2 separate regions of the Homo sapiens genome follow, and region 1 is linked to region 2. Evidence: chromatin loops called from intact Hi-C (ENCODE). Cell type or tissue: heart left ventricle. All regions are shown on one strand. Each heading gives the region's core, and the rest is flanking DNA. Links, peaks and the distances in the headings are about the cores only.

What was found. Peaks named below come from ENCODE experiments on the same cell type or tissue, not always from the same donor. Only the 100,000 strongest peaks of a DNase experiment are listed, where the experiment ranks them.
Region 1: it touches region 2 in a loop (4-fold over the local background); 4 of 110 quality-filtered maps call a loop at or near these places.

Annotation. Positions count from the first base shown.
Region 1 is chr1:28,530,612-28,538,932 of GRCh38, reverse strand. RCC1 (regulator of chromosome condensation 1) reads right to left here. Exons shown (of 13, transcript NM_001381865.2): 6 at 6,943-7,130; 7 at 6,583-6,762; 8 at 3,787-3,883; 9 at 3,553-3,675; 10 at 2,907-3,062; 11 at 2,552-2,671; 12 at 2,034-2,186; 13 at 1-1,101. The coding sequence ends at 926. Among named protein-coding and RNA genes, the nearest start is that of TRNAU1AP, 18 kb to the left of the region's middle. In heart left ventricle, for the core only: no CTCF peak of the experiment used is centred there; no DNase peak of the experiment used is centred there.
Region 2 is chr1:28,858,274-28,866,594 of GRCh38, reverse strand. It overlaps OPRD1 (opioid receptor delta 1), which reads right to left. Exons shown (of 3, transcript NM_000911.4): 2 at 7,292-7,641; 3 at 1-3,853. The coding sequence ends at 3,312. Among named protein-coding and RNA genes, the nearest start is that of OPRD1, 50 kb to the right of the region's middle. In heart left ventricle, for the core only: no CTCF peak of the experiment used is centred there; DNase peaks (open chromatin) are centred at 3,236 and 7,398.

The DNA of each region.
Region 1 (8,321 bases), core at 249-8,248, 330 kb after region 2:
AATATTTTACAATTAAAAAAATCAAAACTATATCCTATTTTCTCAGCCACTGTACAAGTTGCTGTTTCCATCTCAGGACTAGTCTCTGGCCCTCCAACACTCTGTCCCTCCCTCAATCCCCCACCTCCTTTCAATATTGCTGTTAAGTTTGTTTATAAAACCCTCCACCCTCTCTCCCCACCCCATACCCTGCTCTGCTCTGCCCAGAGTGGTGTCTCTTTGCGATTCCAGGCCGTTGGCTGCAGGTGAAGCCGAATGGATGGGTACGATGTACACAAGCAACACCTGAGGGGCAAGAGTATGCTTTGTGCTTCTGGGAGAATCACTTTTTTCTTGGTCAAGTGGAGGATCGTTCTTTTTTGTCCCATGGACACCTGTTCTGAGCCAAATATTTGGCTTATAGTTGCCCACAGCCATGTAGCTCTGCTTTTTTCTGCACGTTCCTCTGGGCGTGGGTCCGTGACAGATGGCTCTTATGACTGTACCATTTGTTTGCCTGTGGACTGTTAGGGACAGGAAAGGGGCACATGACTAGAATGGGGCTTGATGGAGCCCCAACTTCTCAGAGAGTGGGCACAAAACCCCAGGGGGGAAGTTTTGGTTTTCTAGTAGGCAAAGCCAGGGCCAACCAGGACCATGGAAGGTAGGGAAAAGGGGAGAAACGTCTAACCATATAGCTCTGAGTGAGCCATGTTCCTTTTGAAAACCCCCTGTCCATCCCCCCCTTTATTCTGTAGGTCCCAGGAAAATTCCAAAGAGGAGGAAGGAAAAGAGGAAAAGGATTCTGTTCTGCTGATGAGAAAAGGCAGGAACTGACACAGTGCTCAGGGCTGGGGAGAGGCCCGCTGCCATCTGCAGCTGTCACTGCTTCCCTGTTCTGTGAGGGAGGTTGTGCAGGACAGAAGCCAGGCCCTCAGAGGCTTCATCAGCTCTGTTCTTTGTCCTTGACTAATAAGACTGTATGCTGGCCCCCGCTGGACACAGATAAGACCACACGGTTCTCCAGCTGTTTGCCCATCATCTCCACAGGGCTCCAGGCGTCCTCATCCTGCCCTGTGCCCAGCTGGTAGTTGGTGCCCATGCCCCAGGCGAAAACACGACCTGCAAGAGAGAGAAATGGGTACAGCTGTCTCCAGGATCCCCAGCCCACCTTTCTGTAGCAGGAGAAACCTGGGACATGGGCGTGGACTGTGGCCTTGGCCAATAGCAGCTTGGCAAGGTACCAGACTCTGGGAGTTCAGGGAAGTTGGGAGAACCCAAGGAGATGATGGATAAAAAAGAACTCTGTAAACCAGAGAGCACAGTCCCTACACACTGCCAAAGGCTGCTCCTAGGCGTGGCATTCAAGGTCCTACCCCACCCTCTGTTCCCAGGACCAGCCACCTTTGAGACTGCCCTGATGTTCCTCTGCCTGGAATGGCATTCTTTGCTTTTCACAAGGAATGGAACCTTCAAGGTACAGTGCAAGCCCCACTTCCTGAGGAAGTCTTCCCAGATAACCTCAGGTCAAGCACCTCTGCCAGCTCCAGGCTTCTACAGGACCTCCATGGCTATCCCCCTCACCCACTCAGGCTTTGGTGGTCACTTGTTCACACCCTCCTCTGCTATAGTTGCTACAACTCTGACTACTAAGCCTTTTTTTTTCTTGATTTAGATTCTAAGTAAAAGTCCCTGGAAAGCGGGAACATACAAGGTGATATATGAAGGGGTCACCCTGAGGGGAGAGAGCAGCCTGGGTTAGGAGTCTGGAGACTTGGGTTCCAGTCCCATTGCCTCCTTAGGCCTCAGTGATATCTCACTCTTTGCTATTTCTCTCCTCTGCATAATAAGTCACCTTTACTAAAATAATTTGTGTACTCATTTCATATTCATCAATGCCAGAGCTTCTGAGAAGCAGGAACAAAGTGCCATCACAAACACTGCTCTCTGTACCTCGGCTCCCCCGAGAGTGGACATCACAGCCTATTGGGGAATTGGGTAAGAACCATGACCCCCAGGTCCCAACTAGACAGAGTGTAGGCAGCCCCACTCACCATCCTTGGTCACAGCATACCCCACAGAGGCCCCACAAGCCACCGAGGAGACAGCAGGCAGCCTGGAGATGAGGGTGGGTATGCTCTTCTCCTCAGCACCCTCTCCAAGGCCCAGCCGCCCATACTCAGCCCGGCCCAGGCTGTATGCTTTTCCTATGGGAGGAGGGAGAGAGATGAGCAATAGCAGAGGGCGTGCTACAGGCAAAATGGGTGGCAGGCTAGGTGAGTCCACCTGTCCATGGGAGTGTGTCCCTGCTCCCAGAGCGATCAGAAGGAGATCTGCAGTGTCTCTTCCCAGTTTTGGAGGAGGCCTAGGAGAATCTACATGGGCCCCCATTGAACTCACACTTGGAAGAACACCAGGACTCTAGGAGGATGAGAGTGACTCTCATGGACCCATGTATGGTACAACCCATGGAACAGACCCAGGCTCCAAGGACCATGGTCTCAGGAATCTGGCTAGGCCTAGGCCAGGGAACACTCCACCCCCAAACTAGAGAAGGACGTAAAGGCCCTACCTTCCGAATCCATGCAGACTGTATGGTGCTGGCCACCAGAGAAGCCCACCCAGGACTTGGTGGAATTCTTGAAGGATGTTAGGTTCTGGGGTATGAAGCAAGATTCTGTGCCCGGAGTTCCTGGGGGAAAGGCCGGAGCCATCAGGGGTGAAGGTGTTCTGAGAGCTGCCCTTCTCAATCTCCTCCCACAGTGAGGCCACCTCCCATCAGGATATGGACATTCTCACTTTACAGATGACAAAACTGGCTTGGAGGGGTTAGACGACCCCGCAAAGGATGCACAATGAATGAGTGGCAGAGCCAGGACAGGAACGCAGGCCACTGGGTCATGCCTGAAGCTGGGCTCGGGGCTCACCAAGCTGATGGTAGTTGGAGAGGCCGAAGCCGTACACGTGGCCCTCATGGGAGATGGCAAAGGTGAAATAGGCACCACAAAAGGCATCCTGGAATCTCACGTGGCCCCGGCTTCCCCTGGATTTCAGCATCACACACTTGGGGACCAGGAGTCGTTCTGCAGGCAAAGGGAAAGCCACGGTCAGTGACAGACAGACACACATGGCTTCTCTCTGCCCCGAGTTTAATTCTCCTCCATTATAAAAGCCCTTGAGAGGCTAAGTAGGGACTCTTATCCCTATTTTATAGAAAAGGAAACTGAGATCAAGAGAATACAAGTGCCTTGCTCAGATTCCCACAGTCATTACGGGTATCATTTACGTGGAACTTACCATCTGCCTGATATTCTTCTCATTAACTCATTTAACTTCACAGCAACCTAATGAAGTAGGTTTACAGGTAGGTAGACTTAGTGATGAAGAAACTATGTTCAGAGTCCCATAGACAGTAGGTGGCAAAACTACCAGAGCAGTCTGTCTCCAAAGTCCTAACCAACACCACAAGCCCATCTGATGCAAGCCTGACCACAGCAAATCCTTCCTGCCTTTGGCCTTCACTGTGGGGGTGGCCTGCCAATTTGCCCTGCTGGAGGTACCAAGGCCACTTACCGAGGCCTTGCCGGCCACCACGGTTGGCAAATAACTCAGGCACACGGCCTAGCTGGCCCTGTTCCCCGCAGCCCAAGGTGTAGAGGTCACCATCAGCTGTCAGCATCACCAAGTGGTCGTTTCCTAAGGATGAAAAGGTAAGGGATGCAGGCCACAACTGTAAGGCCCAAGGCTAGGCCAGCCCCAGAACAAGGTCCTCCAACTCCTGCCCTGAGCAAGTGCCCCCAGACCCACCTGAGGCCACCTTTACCACAGGCACATCCAGCTGCACCTGCACAGGCACCATGCTCTTCTTCATGGGCTCCAACAGTCCAATCACACCGTTATTGTCCTAGAAGGGAGGGACAGGGCACTTATCAGCCAGTCCTGCCTGCCCCGTGCCAGTGAAATCCAGAAGGGCAGTGGCACCAGATGGGGATGGAGAAGTGGGCAGGAGCCAGGCCACATACTCAAATACTTATGAATGAAATCATTTATGGTCTGCGACTTGCATTAAAATAATCAAGGAGTCAGAGAGCGGATGCAAATAGAGATAAACAAGTCTGGCCACAAGCTGATAATCATTGAAACTGTGTGGCAAGTAAATGGGCACTCAATATACTATTCTGGGCCAGGCATGGTAATTCATGCCAGTAATCCTAGCACTTTGGTAGGCCCAGGTGGGCAGATCGCTTGAGCTCAGGACCAGCTTGGGCAACACGGTGAAACCCCGTCCCTACAAAAAATACAAAAATTAGCTGGGCGTGGTGGCACAAGCCTCTAGTACCAGCTACTTGCGAGGCTGAGGTGGAAGAAATCACCTGAGCCCAGGAAGTTGAGGCTGTAATGAGCTAAGACGATGCCATTGCACTCTGGCCTGGGTGACAGAGCAGGATCTCGTCTCTAATTAAAAAAGAAAAGAGGCCGGGCGCGGTGGCTCATGCCTGTAATCCCAGCACTTTGGGAGGCCAAGGCGGGCGATCACGAGGTCAGGAGATCGAGACCATTCCGGCTAACACGGTGAAATGCCGTCTCTACCAAAAAATACAAAAAATTAGCCGGGCGTTGTAGCGGGCGCCTGTAGTCCCAGCTACTCGGGAGACAGAGGCAGGAGAATGGCGTGAATCAGGGAGGCAGAGCTTGCAGTGAGCCGAGATCGCGCCACTGCACTCCAGCCTGGGCGACAAAGCGAGACTCCGTCTCAAAACAAAGAAAAAAGAAAAGAGGCCAGACGTGGCGGCTCAAGCCTGCAATCCAGCACTCTGGGAGGCCCAGACGGGCGGATCACCTGAGATCAGAAATTCACAACCAGCCTGGCCAACATGGTGAAACCCCGTCTCTACTAAAAATACAAAAATTAACCAGGTGTGGTGGCGCATGCCTGTAATCCCAGCTACTCGGGAGGCTGAGGAAGGAGAATTGCTTGAGCCCGAGAGGCAGAGGTTGCACTGAGCCGAGATTGTGTCATTGCACTCCAACCTGGGTGATAGAGCAAGACTCTGTCTCAAAAAAAAAAAAAAAAAAAAAAAAAAAAAAAAAAAAAAAAAAAAAAAAAAGAAAAGAAAAGAAAAGAAAAAAATATAATTCTGATATTCTGATTACTTCCTTTTTTTTTTTTTTTTTTTTTTTTTGAGACAGAGTTTCGCTCTTGTTGCCCAGGCTGGAGTGCAATGGCGCGATCTCGGCTCACTGCAACCTCCGCCTCCCAGGTTCAAACAATTCTCCTGCCTCAGCCTCCCGAGTAGCTGGGATTACAGGCATGCACCACCATGTCCAGCTAATTTTGTAATTTTAATAGAGACAGGGTTTCTCCATGTTGGTCAGGCCGGTCTCGAACTCCCGACCCCTCAGGTGATCAGCCTGCTTCGGCCTCCCAAAGTGCTGGGATTACAAGCATGAGCTACTGCGCCCGGACTTCTTTTTTTTTTTTTGAGATGGAGTCTCGCTCTGTCCCCTAGGCTGGAGTGCAGTGGCGCGATCTTGGCTCACTGCAAGCTCCGCCTCCCGGGTTCAAGCCATTCTCCTGCCTCAGCCTCCCGAGTAGCTGGGACTACAGGCACCCGCCACCACGCTTGGCTAATTTTTTGTATTTTTAGTAGAGACGGGGTTTCACCATGTTAGCCAGTATGGTCTCGATCTCCTGACGTCGTGATCTGCCCATCTTGGCATCCCAAAGTGCTGGGATTACAGGCATGAGCCACCGCGCCCAGCCCAATTCTGATTACTTTCATGTGTTTGAAATTCTCCATGAAAATTTCAAAATAGATGTGATAAGGAAACACCCATCAGGCCGGGTGTGGTGGCCCACGCCTGTAATCCTAGCACTTTGGGAGGCTGAGGCGGGTGGATCACCTGGGGTCGGGAGTTCGAGACCAGCCTGACCAACAGGGGAAACCCCGTCTCTACTAAAAATACAAAATTAGCCAGGCGTGGTGGCGCATGCCTGTAATCCCAGCTACTTGGGAGGCTGAGGCAGGAGAATCACTTAAACTTGGGAGGCAGAGGTTGCAGTGAGCCAAGATTGCGCTATTGCACTCCAGCCTGGGCAACAAGAGTGAAACTCCATCTCAAAACAATACAAAAACAACAACAACAACAACAACAAAAACCCACAATCTGTTTTTTCAACTACACTCCTCTGTACCTTGGAAACTCTGAGATGCGACAATCCCTGCCTCCACACCTCCTTGCCCCATCCAAGCCTCTGGGAAGTGTGGAAGAGGCAGTGCTGGCAAGGTGAGGGGGAGACAGAAGTCAGGGAGATGGGTGAAGACAGCAGGCCTCCTGGATCAGCCTCAACCCAGGGACATCCTTGACCCACTCACTTCCCAGGACAGACACTTGATGACATCGGATTCAAGGAAGCAGCCAGTGGCGTGGACAGGCCCACATGAGGAAGCTAGAGTCCTGGGTCTGGGCCTCAGCTCTACCTGTGGGCTTTCATCTCCCCACCAGTAAGTACCATGGGGGCATGGAAGTGGATTATCTTTGGGGCCCCGCCAATTAATTCTGTCTTTCAGGGACCATGCAGACTTTCAGACCCAGCCTTACCCGGAAGGAGCCCCAGAGGAAGACACGGCCATCATCGGTGAGGGCTGCTGTGTGACTGTCTCCTGCTGACACCTGTACCACCTTCTCTTGCAGCTCCACTTTCCCAGGGACCATCTCCGAGCCCTCCACTGATGTGTCCCTTCCCAGGGCACCCTCATCATTGCAGCCGAAGGAATAGACCTGTGCCCAGGATGCCCTCATTAATGCAACGTCTGGCCTCGCAGTCCATTCTCATGTAGGCCACTCCCCACTTGACTAGCCAGCTCCATTTCCACAGTGAACATGCGTGGTTCAAAAGCCCTGCCCCAAGCCACCCAACCCCAGGCCTTGTCCAACCCTGTGCCAGTCCCCAACACCTACCTGGCCACTTTTGCTTAGACACACGGTGTGCATGCCCCCAGCCTCAGCCTGCACAACATCCTCCGGAATGGATACCAGGGCCGGCTTCTTCCTCTCCATCACATTCTCACCCAGCCCCAGCTGGCCCACGTCGCCCTGGCCTAGTGTCAGCACCAAGCCGGGTTCTGTGCTGTGGGACCTGTGTGAGACTGAAGGGTGAAGAAGATAGACCCTGAGTGTAGAGGATGACGACAGCGAGGAGAGGTCACAGGCTCTGGGATCAGACAAACCTGTGCAGAAGCCCCTGCTCTGCCACAGACTGTTAGTATGAACTTTCTAAGTTTTGTCATCTGTGAAATGGGGACAACAAAAGTACCTCTCTCACAGGATTTTTGTGGAGATTAAGAACTGAGCACATTATTCACGTGAAAGGGGAGAAAGGGAAACAAGGAGACACTGGATACTGTGAAATGAATCTTGGTGGAGAGGGCAAGAAGGGCTGGGTGCGGTGGCTCACACCTGTAATCCTAGCACTGTGGGAGGCCAAGGCGGGCGGATCACTTGAGGTCAGGAGTTAAGAGACCAGCCTTGCCAACAGTAGCCTGTAATCTCAGCTACTCAGGAGGCTGAGGCAGGAGAATCACTTGAACCTGGGAGGCGGAGGTGGCAGTGAGCCAAGATCGTGCCACTGCCGCCTCCAGTCTGGGCGACAGAGTGATACTTGATCTCAAAAAAAAAAAAAAAAAGAAAAAGAAAAGAAAGCTAATTATTGTTATTGTTATTTTGAGACGGAGTCTCCCTTTGTCGCCAGTCTGGAGTGCAGTGGTGGATCTTGGCTAATTGCAACCTCTGCCTCCCGGGTTCAAGCGATTCCTCTGCCTCAGCCTCCTGAGTAGCTGGGACTACAGGCGCGCGCCACCGCGCAAGGCTAATTTTTTGTATTTTAGTAGAGACGGGGTTTCACCGTGTTAGCCAGGATGGTCTCGATCTTCTGACAGGCGTGAGCCACCTTGCCCCGCAGAAAGCTAATTATAATAGCAGAATCTGCACCGAAAGCAAGGGAGACTACGTGGGTCAGAGAACAATCCCCAGTCTCCATCCAAGCCCTCCTCCATGCCCAAGCCGTCCGCCAGTGAATAAGTTCAGCTCCCGGGCAAATCCACTGCAGAAACGGACTCTTCCCTCCACCATCCAGTGGAGAGGCAGGAGGGGCGGGAGGAAGAGCGGACAGCGGCATTTGCGGGAGGTGCGCGCCCGGGGCTCTCTGTGGGCCAAAGGCGGCCCCCCAACCCGCAGCCCCGGGCAGCCAATGGCGCCCAGCCCCTCCCCCGAGGATGTGGCCACCGCTGAGGAGCCCGCGCTGGCAGCACAGAGGGCGCCCCGGGCGCGGAGCCACCTGG
Region 2 (8,321 bases), core at 96-8,095:
CTGTGACTTAGGAGCAAGTAGCCTGACCTCTCTCAGCCTCAGCTCTCTTTGTCCTCAATGGGGATAACACTACTTCCTCACCAGGCTGTCCTGAGGATCAGGTGGGCTGATGCACACAAGACACCTGGCAGAGAGCCTGGCACACAGAAGAGCTTAGTTAAGCCCCATGCTCCAGCTGCACCCAACTTGTTGGGTTTGCCAAGCATTTAAACATCCCCATGCCTCCGCACACGCTATTTCCTCTTTTTGGTGGCCAACTCCTATTCATCCTTCAGGGTCCCCGACCCTTTTCCACCTCTTACAGAACTGCGACAAACATGTGTTTTAGTGAAAAGCTAGAAAAGGCACTTCCCTGTGACACCCTCCCTGGGGCTCCCTGTCACCGCACTCATCACACTGAGGTGCAATCATCTGTTGATGCTTTATCTCCCAACACTGGCTCAGGCTTTCTGAGGGCAGGGCCAAGGCTGACTCATTCCGAGTCCTGATGCCCAGAGTGCATGCTTGGCATGAAGTAGATTTCAATACAAGTTTGCACTACCTTAAACACACGTGGTCCGGACCCGGGCCCTGCTGACCTCAGGACAGATTTACATATCAGAAGGGGCAAAAAACAGCCAGATCTGTTACAGACACAGGAGATGGCAGTGAGTGGGCTTCAAGCAGCCTTGAAACAGGCCTATCCTGGGAGGGGACACAGGTCCTGCAGGGAGAGTAAACAGCCTGGCTCCAATGTCACCTCCTTCAGGAGTCTTCCCCAGTTCCTAGATTGTCCCTTTTTCTGCCATACCCCCAAAGCATTCACAGGAGGACCCCTGATGAGGAGAAGTGTCTCCTGCCATGCTGACGACCTCCCACCCTCAGACACAGGGGTCTCTGTGGTCACAAGGTAGTGAGAGTGATCTAGGTGGCTTGGGACCCCAGGTCACAATGGCTTGGCAGGCTGGATGTGAGTGCTGGGCATGGCCCCACATCTTTCCAGGACCCGGGGTAGCCATTTCCCAAAGGAGGCACATCCCCGGGTCTGGGGCTGCTGGGAGCCTCACCCTGAGAAGGGGGCTGTGCTTTGCCCTCTGAGAGCATCCCTTCCCCCTAATGTGCCCAAAGCCCCTCTTGGTGCCTAAGTCCCCAGCCCCCTGCATGCTATTCAGTCCCTGCTGGAGTGACAGCCTCCCAGCTTTTGTTCCAAAGACATGGCTGTCAAAGGGAAAAGAAGTATATTGTTTCTTTTTCTTTTTTCTTTTGTTTGAGACAAAGACGTCAATTTCTTTCCATCTGTCCCAAAAAAGGAAGAAAATTAAATTTGTTTTTACAAGGATGTCAGCACACTGCTTCAATAGGGAGTCAGGGGTGCATTACTGAGGCAGTGTTGGTGAGGGAGGGGACAGCAGCGGAGGGAGAGGAGATGAGGCACGGGGGAGGTACAGAGAACAAGGACAGACACTGATATTCTGGGAAGCAAAGATCCAGGAGTGCCTGAATAAAATGCCGAACCAATGAAAAGAAAAACTTCTACACCCAACTCCAGGTGGATATCACTCTCAGCAGCGTGAAGGGGACAGCTGGGCTGGAGCAGGTGGGGGACCTGGGGAGCCTGGGGGGAAAGGCAGAGGGGGACACACACTGATGCCGGCATTGCAGTTACAAAAGCTTCTCCCCCCAGTTCCTTCAAGGTCAGGTCCCCATATGGGCAGTTCCAGTTCACTGGAGTCATTGACACCAGACACATGGATGCAGCCAGATGTTGGGAGAATGGAAGAGGATTTCATCCAGGTTCTTATCAGGGCCCAGGACCCAGCACCAAGTGCGAACTGATGCTTCTCATACCCCGCCCCCCGCCCTCAAGAGTCCCAGGCACCACTTACCATCTACGGGATCTAAGTAGGTGGTCCTCTGTCCTCCAGTATCTGGGCCAGAGAAACTAGGGCCCTGGGGACTCACAGAAAGCATCCACCTTCCACTGGAAGACCTAACCTTGAAGCAGGAGCCCACCTCTTCCTCCACCCACCCACCACCACCCCTTGGCACGGAGGTCCACTCCGGGTCTGGGTTTTCGAACTGGTTTTGGAAGCCTTCTCCTTCCCAAGCCTCTGGGCCCCCATTAGTACTCAGTTCTGGGGACCCTACTCCAACCAAGGTCCTGTCTTATTACCCTATCCTGGAGTGGCTGCCCCCCGCTCTGCTGTCCTGTCCCAAGCCCCACTGTGGCCACCGATTCTGAGGGATTCCTGCCCATTCCAAGGAAATACATGCCTGTCAAAGAGATAAAAGGTATACTGTTTCTCTCTCTTCCTATCTCTTCTTCCCTCATTCTCCCTCTCTCTCCTTTTTGAGAGACAGAGTCTTACTCTGTCCCCCAGGCTGGAGTGCAGTGGCACCACCATAGCTCACTGCAGCTTCAAACTCCTGGGATCAAGTGATCCTCTCACCTTCCAAGGAGCTAGGCCTGCAGGTACACACCACCATGCCTGGCTAATTTTGTATTTTTTGTAGCGACAGGGTCTCCCATGTTGCCCAGACTAGTCTCGAACTCCTGGGCTCATGTCCATCCACCTGCCTCGGCCTCCCAAAGTGCTGGGATTACAGGCTTGAGCCACCACGCCTGGCCCCTCAGTCTTTTATATTCTATTTATAAAGGTGTCAAGTCGGACCTGGACCTCAGCGAGCCTTGCCCCTTGCTAGAACTCAGGGCTGGGACTGTATCCCGTATCCAAAGATGAGGCCACAGGCCCTTTGCACAGGCGCCCTATCTGGTGACCAAATCTTCAGCTGTAGCCACACCCAGCTGTCCTGTCTCTGGGTCTCCCCTCACAGGAGGCTCCTCCCTACTACACAGAGGCCCAGTCTTGCAGCTCAGTTTTCAAGCAACTGTCCCCACCACTGCCCTTTCTGGGTCCTGGGCCCGGACCCCCAACTCCGAAAGTCCGGCTCCAAGTTAGAAACCGAAGCTGTCTCAAGGTTGAAGCCCCGCCTTCCTGGAGATGCCCTGTTTAAGGACTCAGTTGTAGAGCCACAGGTCCCGCTCCTCTCCTGGAGTCACTGGCTTTCCCGCCCCACCTAGAGCCGTGGACGGGGCACCCAGACCAGAGGCACTGCGCCATTGATCTGTCCTCTGCCTCGCCCCAAACCAGAGGCCCACCCCATGCCCATCTAGCGGCCCGGTCCCGTCTCCGAAACAGAGGCCCCATCTGGCGGTCCCAAGCCTCCGACCTTCTACTGCCCCACTCCACATCATGGCTCGCGCCTCCCACTGGGACTCATGTGGCCTCCGGGTCACTAGGGAGGGGCGCTCTGGGGGCCGGATGGCCTGGTCAGGCGGCAGCGCCACCGCCGGGACCATCGGACGGGGTGCAGGCGGTGACACGCTCGCGGGCCGTGGCTTCGCGGGCGCGGCTGAAGCTGCTGGGGTCTGGGCGGCCGCAGGGCTTGCGGCAGAGCTGGCGGAAGCAGCGCTTGAAGTTCTCGTCGAGGAAAGCGTAGAGCACGGGGTTGAGGCTGCTATTGGCGTAGCCCAGCGCGATGCACAGGTGCAGCGCAGCCACCACCAGCGGGTCGCGCCGGTCGATGTCCACCAGCGTCCAGACGATGACGAAGATGTGGATGGGCGCCCAACACACCACGAAGGCGCCCACAACCACCAGCACCATGCGCGTGATGCGCCGCAGGCTGCGGTCCTTCTCCTTGGAGCCCGACAGCAGGCGCACACTGCGCAGGCGCAGCAGCATGAGGCCATAGCACACGGTGATGATGAGGATGGGCACCACGAAGGCGAAGAGGAACACGCAGATCTTGGTCACCGTGTCCCAGTACCAGCTGGGGCTGGGGAACTGGAGCATGCACACCACTGCCCCGTCTGGGCCGCGGAAACAAGGAAAGACAGACGGGGTGAGGGGCCTGTGTGCCTAAGGGGCCCCCACCTGCTTGCCCACCCTTTCAAGGCTTGGGCAAGTCCCACCACCTCCTCCCAGCCTTTGTTCAAGGGGATTCTTCTGTCTGGAGTGTCCTCCTCGGCTTCGGTACTTGGTGAACTCTTAGTTATCCGTAAAGACCTAGCAGGATTGGCCCTCATCAGGGAGGTCCCCTATGTTCTCTCCTGGCCCCTTTTCAGCCTTTGTGTCCATGGGTGGCCGTAATGAAATCGTTTAGCTCAGCCCACTGAATGCCAGTCATTGCAGTAACTCAAAGCACCTTGACCCATTTCCAAACTAGCTCCATTGGGGACAGGACTGCTAAGACAGACAACATGAGCTAGGAGCAGGACTCAGGCCCTACTACATAGTGTAAGGAAATTACTAAACCTCTTGGAGCTTCAGTGGAGTGGGGCTAATGACAGTACCCACATCTCCAGGATTGTCGTAAGGATTAAATAGGCTAAGGCGGACAGGTGCGGTAGTTCACGCCTGTAATCCCAGCACTTTGGGAGGCCGAGGAGGGCAGATCATGAGGTCAGGAAATCGAGACCCTCCTGGCTAACACGGTAAAACCCCATCTCTACTAAAAAAAAAATACAAAAAAATTAGCCGGGCATGGTGGTAGGTGCCCATAGTCCCAGCTCCTCGGGAGGCTGAGGCAGGAGAATGGTGTGAACCCAGGAGGTGGAGTTTGCAGTGAGCCGAGATCGTGCCACTGGACTCCAGCCTGGGCGACAGAGCGAGACTCCGTCTCAAAAAAAAAAAAAAAAGAAAAGAAAAGAAAAGGCTAAGGTACCTAAAGCATTTAGCATAGTGGGGTTCAAGCTCTTGGCGTACCCACAGGGAAAGAGGGGCATATATGTGGGGGAGTCCAGGACTCAAGGATAGGGTCAGGCTCCCTAGAGGGAAGCAGGTCTCAGCTTAATCACAAGAACCTCCTGGCCAGGCATGGGGCTCATGCCTGTAATCCCAGCACTTTGGGAGGCTGAGGCAGGTGGACTGCTTGAGTCCAGGAGCTGGAGACCAGCCTGGGCAACATGGCAAAACCCCATCTCTACAAAAAAAACAAACATTAGCTGGGTATGGTGGTGCATATCTGCAGTCCCAGCTACTTGGGGGGCTGAGGTGGGAGGATCGCTTAAGCCCTGGAGGTTGAGGCTGCAGTAAGCTGGGATAGTGCCGCTGCACTCCAGCCTGGGTGACAGAGCGAGACCCTGTCTCAAAACAACAACAAAAACAAAACAAAACTTCCTTCCTTCTGGGAGGAAAGCAGACTTCAGCTTAACTCAAGGACTTCCTTCTTGAGATAGGAAGGGTGCCTAGGATGAAATGAGCTCCCCATTCCTGGAGTGTGGGCTTGGGCTGGATGAACACCTTAGGGGGTGTTGTGGGATTCTGATACAGCCTTGAGGCTGGCCCAGGGGACTCCCAGGATCTCTTGGAATGCTAGGATTTAAGAAGCCACACGATGGACTTGAGGCTAAGAAGTGAGAAGGGGCTGGGGATCCACAGACAGAGTGGGTCCACAGGACATCAGGCTGGCAGGACCCCTAGAAGTAACTGAATCCAAGACCTTCATTGTATAGGAACCAGAACAGCACTTGTTTAAGGTCACACAGCAAGTGGCCCACAGGTTCAATAAGTGCTGATGGCACACACTGGGAAAGTGTGTGTGTGAGGGATTGTGGAGTGAGGAGGCCCATCTGGTCCAGCCCCAGGAGGGATGCAGTTAATGGCCCGTAAGCTGAAGGCTGACAGTGAGGAATGGGGCTCTGCTGTGAGTCAAGGCCAATGGCTCACAGGCTATAAAAGGGCACCAGGGACTCTGCCCTTGTGAGGGTCAAAGGTAACCAAGAAGCTTGTTCTCTCCCACCCACAGCATCAACCCTCTGCAAACTTCCACAAAAGGGACTAGAAGGAGTAACAGACCTGGGGGCAGGAACCCTAGGTTGCAGGCCAAATTCCACAAAATGCCTGGCTGTGTGACCCTAAGTAAACCACCTGACCTCTCTGATTCTGTTTCCCTACAGTCAAATGGAGGTAGGAGTCCCTGCCTTGTCTATCTCACAGGCTTAATCATTTAATAGCTATTATTCATTGGGCCTTGGCGATGAGCCAGGACTTGTCCTAAGTATTCTACACATATTATCTCTTTTAACCTTCTCAACATCTCATGATATAGTGTGACTCAGAGAGGTTAATTAGTTACTATGTCTGTGGAGCCCTTCTAAACAATATTTCTCACTTCCTTGCATTAAGGTGGGGCCATGTGACCAGCTGTCACTAGAAGAAATGGGCCATAAATTTTTTTTTTTTTTTTTAGACAAGTCCCATTCTGTCGCCCAAGCTGGAGTGCAGTGGCATGATCTCAGCTCACTGCAACTTCCGCCTCCCAGGTTCAAGTGATTCTCCTGCCTCAGCCTCCCAAGTAGCTGGGACTACAGACGCCCACCACCACGCCTGGCTAATTTTTGTACTTTTAGTAAAGATAGGGTTTCACCGTGTTGGCCAGGCTGGTCTGGAACTCCTGACCTCAAGTGATTCACCCGCCTTGGCCTCCCAAAATGCTGGGATTACAGGCATGAGCCACTGCACCCAACCAACATTTAAAGTGGCTGTGCTTTCTCCTCGCTCCCTCTCCATATTCATCTGCCGGCCAGATGCCAGCAGTAGAAGATTCAGAAACCATCAACAGGAGGCTGGGTCCCTGAATGTCTGTGCTCCTCCTACTCACACTGGATTGTGATGGGAGTGAGAGAGAAACCTCTACAGTGTTAAGCCCCTGAGCTTTGGAGAATGTTATTGCAGCTCCCCTGATACAGGCAGTTACTATAATTACCATTTTAGCTCCTATTTGTCATTCCCTGCAGGCTATTCTCTAGGCTTTGCTTTGGTCATCCAGGCCAGTGGTTTTCAAATTAGGATGAAAGGGAGTTTAAAATGGGACCACAGATCTTGCAGCCTCCACTGCTCACTGGTCAGTGACACCCTCACCTCACTGGACATCCAACCATCTCTCTATACATCCACACATCCCTGGCCAGCCACCTACATGTACATAACCAGCCATCCATAATCTCCTTCATAAATTCATACATTCCCTTTGGCCAGCAACCCATATGACCACTGATCAGTCATTCATCTTCACAATAGTCAACCATCCGCATGCCCCCCTGGCCAGCTATTCCCATTCCCATTGGTTGACCTTCTTCTACACTCCCACTGGCCAGCCACCACACCATCATTGATCTTGATCAGAATCCAACCTCTGCTGATGAGCCACCTACACTCACCCTGGTAAGTGCCCTGCAAGCCCACAAAGGCCCATGTACTGCCTCCTGTGGTCAGTGGCCTGTGCCATGGTGCACTCACTCACTCACCCCGGGGACGGGTCACAGCCATGACCATGATGGGCACGCCAACGCCTGAGGCCAGGACCCAGATACAGATGTTGATCAGCTTGGCCTTGGCAGGCGTGCGGAAGTCCAGGGCCTTGACAGGGTGGCAGACAGCGATGTAGCGGTCAACACTCATCATGGTGAGCGTGAAGATGCTGGTGAACATATTGTAGTAGTCGATGGAGAGCACAGCCTTGCAGAGCAGCTCGCCGAAGGGCCACGTCTCCATCAGGTACTTGGCACTCTGGAAAGGCAGCGTGCTGGTGGCCAGCGCATCGGCTAAGGCCAGGTTGAAGATGTAGATGTTGGTGGCCGTCTTCATCTTAGTGTACCTTAGAAAGAAATGCATGTGTAATTAATCCCATTTCACAGATTTCAGTTTCACATGAAACTCAAGGAAGGGAAGTAGCTTTCCTAAGGACATGCAAAAGGTCAGGGGAGGCTAGGCATGGTGCCTCACAACTGTAATCCCAGCACTTTTGGAGGCCAAGGCGGGTGGATCACCTGAGGTCAAGAGTTCAAGACCATCCTGGCTAACAAGACGAAACCCCATCTCTACTAAAAATACAAAAATTAGCTGGGTGTGGTGGTGGGTGCCTGTAATTCCAGCTACTTGGGAGGCTGAGGCAGGAAAATTGCTTGAACCTGGGAGGCAGAGGTTGCAGTGAGCCGAGATTGCGCCATTGCACTTCAGCCTGAGCGATAAAAGCGAAGCTCTGTCTCAAAAAAAAAAAAAAAAAAGGGTTGGGGCAAAGGTGGGACTAGAACCCTGCACTATCTGATTTGGCATCGCTCCTTTCCCCGACAACAGAAGCAAAAGGATTTCTCTGGTTGTGAATAACTTTGGCAGAAGGTGTTTTAAGAAAAATCCTGGCCGGGCGCGGTGGCTCACGCTTGTAATCCCAGCACTTTGGGAGGCCGAGGCGGGCGGATCACGAGGTCAGGAGATCGAGACCATCCTGGCTAACACGGTGAAACCCCCTCTCTACTAAAAATACAAAAAAAATAGCCG